3 separate regions of the Homo sapiens genome follow, and regions 2 and 3 are each linked to region 1. Evidence: chromatin contacts called from ENCODE Hi-C or POLR2A ChIA-PET data. All regions are on one chromosome and are shown on one strand. Each heading gives the region's core, a stretch centred on a gene start or an enhancer-like site at or near the end of the contact. The rest is flanking DNA. Distances are from core to core; before and after follow the strand shown.

What was found. A loop is a pair of places that touch in the nucleus more often than their neighbours do. ChIA-PET counts read pairs that join two places held with the same protein, here RNA polymerase II (POLR2A). Pooled maps may share reads with other maps.
Region 2: a loop to region 1 is called in a map of CD4-positive, alpha-beta memory T cell, with 31 times the contacts of the local background. The contact joins the promoter of UBE2D2 here to the promoter of SIL1 in region 1. A Hi-C loop is called at or near these places in 2 of 168 maps with a recorded cell type or tissue (CD4-positive, alpha-beta memory T cell and naive thymus-derived CD4-positive, alpha-beta T cell) and 11 of 50 pooled maps. POLR2A ChIA-PET finds 5 or more read pairs at or near these places in 3 of 52 experiments (AG04449, AG04450 and naive thymus-derived CD8-positive, alpha-beta T cell).
Region 3: a map of naive thymus-derived CD4-positive, alpha-beta T cell shows a loop between it and region 1 (3-fold over the local background). The contact joins the enhancer-like site here to the promoter of SIL1 in region 1. A Hi-C loop is called at or near these places in 1 of 168 maps with a recorded cell type or tissue (naive thymus-derived CD4-positive, alpha-beta T cell) and 5 of 50 pooled maps. POLR2A ChIA-PET finds 5 or more read pairs at or near these places in 2 of 52 experiments (AG04449 and RWPE1).

What each region holds. Positions count from the first base shown.
Region 1 is chr5:139,196,905-139,199,884 of GRCh38, reverse strand. It overlaps SIL1 (SIL1 nucleotide exchange factor), which reads left to right and starts at 1,517. Exons shown (of 10, transcript NM_022464.5): 1 at 1,517-1,616. RefSeq lists a silencer at 1,312-1,841.
Region 2 is chr5:139,559,811-139,562,790 of GRCh38, reverse strand. It overlaps UBE2D2 (ubiquitin conjugating enzyme E2 D2), which reads right to left and starts at 1,452. Exons shown (of 7, transcript NM_003339.3): 1 at 976-1,452. The coding sequence starts at 999. RefSeq lists enhancers at 287-406, 497-546, 1,707-1,876 and a silencer at 1,017-1,676.
Region 3 is chr5:139,512,162-139,515,141 of GRCh38, reverse strand. LOC124901083 (a long non-coding RNA gene) reads right to left here. Exons shown (of 2, transcript XR_007058961.1): 2 at 2,208-2,980. Among named protein-coding and RNA genes, the nearest start is that of STING1, 31 kb to the right of the region's middle. Within about 2 kb of position 1,446, at least 2 of the 41 ENCODE cell types and tissues checked have a DNase peak (open chromatin) inside an H3K27ac peak, as active enhancers do.

The DNA.
Region 1 (2,980 bases), core at 268-2,767:
CATCTGCTTGAAGTAAACATAATCAAGAAGGTAAATTGTCTGCTAGAAGCTCATAGAGTACATGGAAAAGGGAAGGGAAGTCCAGAAATAGGTTGTTTGCTATTGGGAAATACTTGCCATTTGGGGAGGTAACTGTCTGGATTACTGTTTTCTCCACTCATGAATGACCAGGAATCACTATGTGGGGGATCTGAGGGCAGGAGGGGGCAGTCATTTTTATTCATCAGGTTAAGCATGTCTAGGCAAGGGGAAGGTCTAAAAGTGGAATAGTGGAAAGAGAACAGGACATTGGAGACACTTAAATCTAGCTTTAACTCCCAGTTCTACCACTTCCTGACTGTATGACTTTGTATAACTCCTTTAGCCTCTTTGAGCGTCAGCTTCTCCATTTATAAAAAGGGGATGACCATTCTGCTCAGAGGACGTTATAAGTAAATAAAATATATATGCAGCACCTGGTACAGAAAGCATGATATTCACTGGTACAGCAGAATTACAACTGCGTTGACACCAGCCTGGGCAACATAGCGAGACCCTGTCTGTAAAAAAAAAAAAAAAAAAAAAATTAGCCTGGCAACGGTGGCACGCGCCTGTGGTCCCAGCTACTGGATGGAGGCTGAGGGGGAGGATCCCTTGAGCCTGGGAGGTCAAGGCTGTGATAAGCCAAGATCCTGCCACTGCACTCCAGCCTGGGGGACACAGATTCTGTCTTAAAAAAAAATCAGAATCGCAAGTGACCTTTATTTTATTTTATTAGATTTTGAGACAGAGTTTCACTCTGTCACCCAGGCTGGAGTGTAGTGGCACGATTTTAGCTCACTGCAACCTCTGCCTGGTGGGTTCAAGCGATTCTCCTGCCTCAGCCTCCCAAGTAGCTGGGATTACAGGCGCTCGCCACCACGCCTGGCTAATTTTTGTATATTTAGTAGAGACGGGGGTTTCACCATGTTGGTCAGGCTGGTCTTGAACTCCTGGCCTCAAGTGATCTGCCTGCCTGGGCCTCCCAAAGTGCTGGGATTACAGGTGTGAGCCACCGCGCCCGGCCACCTGATGCTATTTTTAAAATAACTGGTCCTTGTAAAAAATCTACACAAGTATATAAAGTGAGTGGCTTAAAGGTGTCCTATTTTGCATGAATTTGCGAGAAATTTTATTGCTGGAGACTCTCGGCTTCTGTCCCAAACTGAGTCACAAGAACTTGATTTATTTTTACTCCGCACCCCTCTGATTGCTTTCTGAGGGTCCTTCCGCTAGAAAGAAATTACATTGTTGGAAAATCAGACAGGAAACTTCGCAGTTCCAGCCTGGAAGCAAAAGCAGGCGTGAAGCTATCTCTTCAGCCCTCCCTCCCCCCAAGGGGAGGGGCACGGGGGCAGCTCGTGCAAGAGTCTGCAGAGGGCGGGGCTAGGGGCGGGGCTCCCACCTCGGTGCGGGGCGGGGGGCGCCGCGCGCTGGTCTGGCGGCCCGCGATTGGGCGAGGCCGCGAGCGGCGTGACAGCTGCCAGCTCACCGGCTCAGACGGTCGCCGCCGCGTTTGCGCAGGGGGAGCTGGTCGCCGCCGCGGCCGCCTGGAATTGTGGGAGTTGTGTCTGCCACTCGGCTGCCGGAGGCCGAAGGTAGGGGCGGTGAGGGCCGCCCGGCCCTGGAGCTGGGCGGGGGGCTCAGGGCGCTTCCTGGGCCTCCTCCTGCCGGCGGCCTCGGCGCCTTCCCAGCAGTGTTCTGGGGACCCACACATCCTCACTAGTGTCTCCAAAGCGGGACGTCCAAGTGGGCCCGGGGCTCCCTGCCGAAGGCCTACCTTTCTTATCTTTCCCACTCAGAATGTCTCCATTCACCTCTTTATTGGCAGGAGATGGGGCCGTGGAAATTTGAGATTGGCTTTGGCTCCGCACCTGTTTTTAGTGCCCTTGCCTGTTTCATTCTCCCAGCCTAAGTTTCCGTATCTGTCCGAAGAAGGGGTGGTTTGGTGTTGATCTCCGAGACCCGTGTGTCTCTTCCCATGTGGAATTATTGTCACTCTCTTATTGCTTGTTTTTCTTTGTCCTGGAAAATTTGCCTTTAGAGGTTACAGACTGGTTAGTGTTATCTCTCGGATCGTCTAGGGGCTTTGTGCATAAGCCTTGGGCTCCATTCCCTGGGATTTCCGATAAGATGGTGCGTGGGCAGCTGTACCCCAGGGGGTTCTCATTCAGGTGGTCCCGGAATCCTGGCTTTGAAAATCCCTGCTTCAGAAGTCAGGAGAGAATGACTTGACATATGAGCCCCTGGAATGGGGCTCTGAGTGGGAAAAGCCAGGAATCAGGAAATGCTAACACGTGTGAGGCTGGGGCTTTCTTTGCACCGGAGGAATTAGAATGCCATTTGATGTCTTTTAAAAATATTTGACTACCTATATATGTAAGATCAGTTTTCTAATATTCTTAAATGCCTGGCTTCGTTTAAAGTTCAGTTGGCTTTCCCACCTCAATAAACCTAAATAAAAACATGATCTGAGAGATGGGGCGGGGGTTAAGTTAACCCAAACTAAGTAGACAGGAGGAGAATGAAACTTACATATTTGCTAAGAGAAGAAAGTGATGTGTTTATAAACAGTTTTTTTTTTTTTTTTTTTTTTTTGAGGCGGAGTTTCGCTCTTGTTTCTCAGGCTGGAGTGCAATGGTGCCATCTCGACTCACAGCAACCTCCGCCTCCCAGGTTCAAGCGATTCTCCTGCCTCACCTTCCCGATTAGCAGGGATTACAGGCATGCGCCATCGTGCCCGGCTAATTTTCTATTTTTAATAGAGACAGGGTTTCTCCATGTTGATCAGGCTGGTCTCGAACTCCTGACCTCAGGTGATCTGTCTACCTCGGCCTCCCAAAGTGCTGGGATTACAGGCATGAGCCACCTCGCCTGGCATATAAACAGGTTTTTTTTTGACATTGTGAAAGATATTTTGTTGTGTGTGTGTGTCTTTTCTGCTCTCACCCCACCCAAGTTT
Region 2 (2,980 bases), core at 203-2,702, 360 kb before region 1:
AAATAAATTTTAAGCCAATCTTATAGTCTAGATGTATTATTAGGAAAACCTCCTTATTGATAACTAAATAACCCTTCACTTTAAAGAGCAAAGAAATCCTTTTTAATACAAAATCTAGTAAAACCCCTTCCCAGTTAAGAGTCTCGGTAAACATATCACCTAATAGCGTCAAGTCCATTTTGCGAAGAGGCTGTGAAAGGAACTTTTGTATAATTTCTCTGGTGGTTTTCAATGTTCAGGTTTCTACCTCTACCTTTGCCAATGTACAGCTTTTCTATTAGATCCAATCCTGCAAAACGGAAGTGTTAGTTTCTAACTACATACAGCAACCTCAAGGAATAAAATGATTCTCCCTCTACTTCCCTCCTCCCTCATTAAGTCACCTTTTTTTTTTCTTCTGAACTTCCAACTCTTAACAGTTTCTGGACAAGCAGGGTGGACCGATGTGTGCTGCCACCCAAGAGGTAAGTGAACTCAGGATATACTTGTGGATCGGGCAAAACGGCTTCCTCTGTCAGCCCGAGCTCAGGCGGTTTTGTGGAGGGAGCTAGGGCAGGTGTGGGAGGAGGGAACAGAAATGGGGCGAGAAGCCCTTTCGACCTCTGTCGAAGGGGCCGCCCAACGCCCCAGCGCCCCCCTCGGCCCCAACCCCGCCATCCTGGCCCGACAATGGCCCTCAAGTGCAGCGGCAGTCCCAGACTGGAGAGAAGCCCTAAGAGTCCACACCATGCGGGCCTGGAAGGGCAGCCGGGGAGGAACGCTGAGGCCGCGAGAGCACCTCCGGCCTAAGCGCGGGCTGCGCGCCGGGGCCTCCACGGGCGCCATCACTGGGAGTGGGGTATGGAGGCCGCCCCGAGGGGCCAGCACCGGCAGCAAGATCCAAGGAGGCCGCGAGCCCGACGGAGACTACGGCGGGAAGTGCAGGCCGCAGCCTGCTCAGCTGGCCAGCAGCGCAGCCGACCTCCGGCCGCTTACCTTGTGGATTCTCTTCAGAGCCATGGTGGGAGGCGGGTGGCGGCGGCCCCCGGGGCGGGGACGGGGGCGGGGAAGGGACGGGGAAGGGGCTAGGGAGCCTGAGGCCGCCTCGGCGATCTCGGTCGGCAGGAGAAGATGGAGAGTTGAGGAAAGCGGGTCCGGCGGGACGGGCTGAGGGCCGGGGCCCACTCAGCTCCTGGGCCTGCCGCAGCGGTCACCGCATCACCCGGCGGCGGCCCCTTTATTCGCCGCCGCCCTAGCCGCCACCGCCGCCGCCGCCGTAGCTGCCTCTTCCTCCCAGGATCAGCGCCGCCTCCTAAACCGCCGCAGATCCCTCCGCCAGAAAGCAAAAGCCCAAGCCTCGGGCTCGGCCGGCCTCTCTTGGTCGGACAGCCGGAGGGATTGCCTGTCTTCCTCCCTGCTGCAGGTGGACCGAGGGACGCGCGGGCGGGCGGGCTGCGCCGCCGGGGTGGGGCCGTCGGAGCACGGGGTGGGCCCGACCGAGGGGCAGGTCGGGAGGCGCGGGGATTGGCGGGCCAGGGGAGGGAGGGCCGAGCCGCGCCGGCGGCGGAGGGATACGGGCCGCCCCTGTGAGTAAGCTACGCACCGCCGTCGCCGCCACGGCCCCGGAGGGCGTGACGCTGCGAAGCCCTGGGCGGAGATCTCGCGAGATCTAGAGCGCGAGTTCTGCAGGCTCCAGCGCCGCGACCGTTGACTTCATTGCTGATGGAAACCCACGCGCGTGTCACAAAAGATCAATAAATATTAAAAGGCGAATGTTGTCCAGATCTCACGACCGTCCCCGTACTAGTCCCGGGAGGAGGCACTTAGGCCCACTGCAGCGCTCCTGAAGGAGGAAGGGACTTGGCCAAGGTCACAGAGCTCTTCTGAAGTCCTGGGACTTAGCACATCTCTTTCCAGAGGCCGCGTGGCTACAGCTCGGGCACCTGCCACGAGGGAGATGTCTCATAGCCGCTCGGGTTGCAGTGAGATTGGCCTTCCGGACCAAGGCCCCAGATGGAGAGGATTTGAATGTTGTGTTCTCAGCCACTGGCATGTATGTGTGCCTTCGAGGTGTCCAGACTCTGCTCAGCTTAGTGAATTGCAAATTGTTACAAGCAAGCACTGTACCAGCTGCGTCAGAAAAAAAATCACAGTGTGTGCCCCAAATAGTTAAAACCAACGGCTGGGCGCGGTGACTCACCCCTGTAATCTCAGCACTTTGGGAGGCTGAGGCTGGCGCATCACCTGAGGTCAAGAGTTCGAGACCAGCCTGGCCAACATGGTGAAACCCCATCTCTACTAAAAATACAAAAATTAGGCCGGGCACGGTCACTCACGCCTGTAATCCCAGCACTTTGGGAGGCCAAGGCAGGCGGATCACGAGGTCAGGAATTCGAGACCAGCCTGGCCAACACAGTGAAACCCCTTCTGTACTAAATATACAAAAATTACCCGGGCATGGTGGCAGGCGCCTGTAGTCCCAGCTACTCGGGAGGCTGAGGCAGGAGAATCGCTTGAATCCGGGAGGCGGAGGTTGCCGTGAGCCGAGATCACGCCAGTTCACTCCAGCCTAGGCAACAGCAAGAATGCGTCTCAAAAAAAAAAAAAAAAAATAGCCGAGAGTGGTGGCAGGTTCCTGTAAACCCAGCTACTGGGGAGGCTGAGGCAGGAGAATCGCTGGAACCCAGGAGGCAGAGGTTGCAGTGAGCCGAGAGCACGCCATTGCACTCCAGCCTGGGCGACGAGCAAAACTCCATCTCCAAAAAAAAAAAAAAAACCAACCTCGTGCTCCAGATACCCATCAGGAGGGTCCGCTGAAAATCAAACCTAGAATATTTGGAATTGTTTTTTAGGAGATGGAGACAAAAAGCTAAATCACTGAGCACCTACCCTGTGCCCAGCCCTACACCATGACTGGTGTGAGATACGGAGCCAAGCCAGGGCTAGAGGCCTTACACAGGAGAATAGTAAAGAATATTTTGCTGGGAGGTAATGCCCACAT
Region 3 (2,980 bases), core at 197-2,696, 320 kb before region 1:
CCTCCTGGGTTCAAGGAATTCTCCTGACTCAGCCTTTCGAGTAGCTGGGATTACAGGCGTGTGCCACCACACCTGAGCAATTTTTTGTATTTTTAGTAGAGACAGGGTTTCACCATGTTGGCCAGGCTGGTGTTGAACTCCCGACCTCAAGTGATCCGCCTGCCTCGGCCTCCCAAAGTGCTGGGATTACAGGTGTGAGCCACCGCGCCTGGCATTTTTTTTTTTTTTTTTGAGATGGAGTCTCACACTGTTGCCCAGGCTGGAGTACAGTGGCGTGATCTCAGCTCACTGCAACCTCTGCCTCCTGGGTTCAAGCTATTCTCCTGCCTCAGCTTCCTGAGTAGCTGGGATTACAGGCATGTGCCATCATGCCCAGCTGATCTTTCCGTATTTTGGTAGAGATGGGGTTTCACCACTTTGGCCAGGCTGGTTTTGAACTCCTGACCTCAGGTGATTCATCTGCCTCATCCTCCCAAAGTGCTGAGATTACAGGTTTGAACCACAGCGCCTGACTGCAGCTGTAGTTCTTACTGGATGCTGACCATGTGTCAAATACTGTTCTATACACTTGACACATAGTCTCTTTCACACTTCAAACAATCCCTCTGCAGATTAGGAAACTGAGGCCCAGAGAGGTTAAGCCAGCCCATACACTTGAAGGGATGGGTGTAAAGCAGAGTGATTGAGAGGAGGGAGCCTGGGTGAGTTGGGAGGGATGCACACTTGGTGCAGCCCACAGATCCTCGGCTTTTTGGCTGGAAGGAAAGGTGCATGCCGGGCGGAGTCAGTGGTGATGTTAACGCTCCCTGCCTGCCAGGCTAGGGTGCTTGTGCTTGCTCCTCCAGGCTCCACACCAACTGTTTTCTTCTGTGTTTCTATCTTAGGTGACCAGTGCTACGGCTTAATGAATTGGAGCTGGGAGTCCTGGCTCTGGAACCTTAGGCAGGCTCCTGCCCTCTCTTGGCCTCAGTGTCCTCTCTCTGAAAGGAGTGTTGCTCAGGCACTTCCAACCCAGCCCACGGGTCTCTCTATTCATAGCTTCAGAGCATGATTAAGCTCAGATGCAGAAGCAGCTTTAATTAACATCAGCCTTTTCCCAAAATAGCCCCTCCCCTGCCTCACAGGTGCCCTAGAACACAGGACAGGCACAGACAAGGGAGGTAAGAGAGAGCAGAGGCCCTTCTGTCTGCACAACCCTGAGCAGATGAATTTCTGGCCTTCTCATGCAGTCTTGGTTCATTGCCCTGGTGGGTCTCCAGGCTAAAGAGAGAGTATCTATTCCTCCTTTTCCTCTTTCTAGTCTGTATTCATTCATTCATCCCTCAAAGGGGAGAGCCTTCTCTTTGCCAGGCCTGGGATACAGCCATGAACCAGATAGACAGCTGTCTCTCTCCTTGTCCAACTGGCCACCAGGTGTCACCAGTGCCAGTCACATGGCCTCTTGCAGGCCTGAGAAGTGATGGGCTGGGATGGGGAAGTATGGATGAGTGAACCTGGCCAGCTCTGCTCAGCCAGCCTAAATTCCAGTTGGGCACGGTGGCTCACACCTGTAATCCCAGCACTCTGGGAGGCCAAGGCAGGCAGATCACTTGAGTCCAGGAGTTTGAGACCAGCCTGGCCAACATGCTGAAACCCCGTCTCTATTAAAAATAGAAAAATTAGCCTGGCACGGTGGCACGTGCCTGTAGTCCCAGCTACTCGGGAGCCTGAGGCACAATAATTGCTTGAACCTGGTAGGTGGAGGTTGCAGTGAGCTGAGATCGGGCCACTGCACTCCAGTCTGGGCGACAGAGTGAGACTCTGTCTCAAAAAAACTGAAAAAAGCAAAAACAAACGAAAAAACCAAATTCCTCAAGTGGAAAAAAAATCTATCTCCTCAATCCTCCCTCGCCATAAAGATACATTCATGGCTTCCTCAACAGCCCAGCTGGCGTGGGACCTTGGGAATTCACAACCTCTGTCCAGTCTGGAATTCTTTCTGCAGACTGTTCCTCATAGAGAGCCCACTAGCCTTCTTGTAAACCCCTTTGGTGACCACAGCTCACTACTTCACAATGCAATCTATGTTATTAGAAGGTTCTTCCTGATTTAAAACAAAAATTTGACATTCACTTTGACTTGTCCTACTTCTGCCATCTGTGTTCATAAAGAGGAAGGCTCTTCTGCCAAACCTGGCCCTGCAGGCAGTTTAAGGGATTGTTCCGGTATCCTGAGTTTGTTCATTTATTTGTTTGTTCACTTATTTGTTTGTTCACTCATTCATGACTCTATACAGAGCATTTGCTGTGTGCCAGGCCTTGGGGCCATAGCAGAGAATAAATAAGGTTGAAGCCTGTCCTCCTGTGGTTTATAGTCTGTCCAAGAAGCCAACAACCAAACCAACAGTAATAATAACACATGGACATGGCCAAATAGGAAAGATGTGGGTGGACCTGGAACAGGAGGCAAGGCCCTCACCCACATGGGGACTGGGAAGACTTCCTGGGGCCATTTCCCTGTGGTTAGGCAGAAGGTGAGCAACTTCCATGAAGTTCAAAGTTTCAAGAAAAACGGAGGGTTTTGCTGATGCTCTGAGCTTAGTCTGCTCACTGGAAAATGCAGCATCATGGGAAGGGATGGCGTGTTTGGAGGATGGAAGAGGGATGGAAAGAGCCATCTAAGCAGTGAGAGAGAGTACGGAGTGTCTGGAGGCAGACAAGGCCCAGTCTTGCGGGAGCACACAAGGGAGGAAGAAGCTATTGTGTCCGGAATTGGTTCCTTCTGGTGGGTTCTTGGTCTCACTGACTTCAAGAATGAAGCTGCAGACCCTTGCAGTGAGTGTTACAGTTCTTAAAGATGGTGTGTCTGGAGTTTGTTCCTTCAGATGTTCAGATGTGTCTGGAGTTTCTTCCTTCTGGTGGGTTTGTGGTCTTGCTGACTTCAGGAGTGAAGCTGTGATCCATTGCAGTGAATGTTACAGCTCTTAAAGGTGGTTCATCTG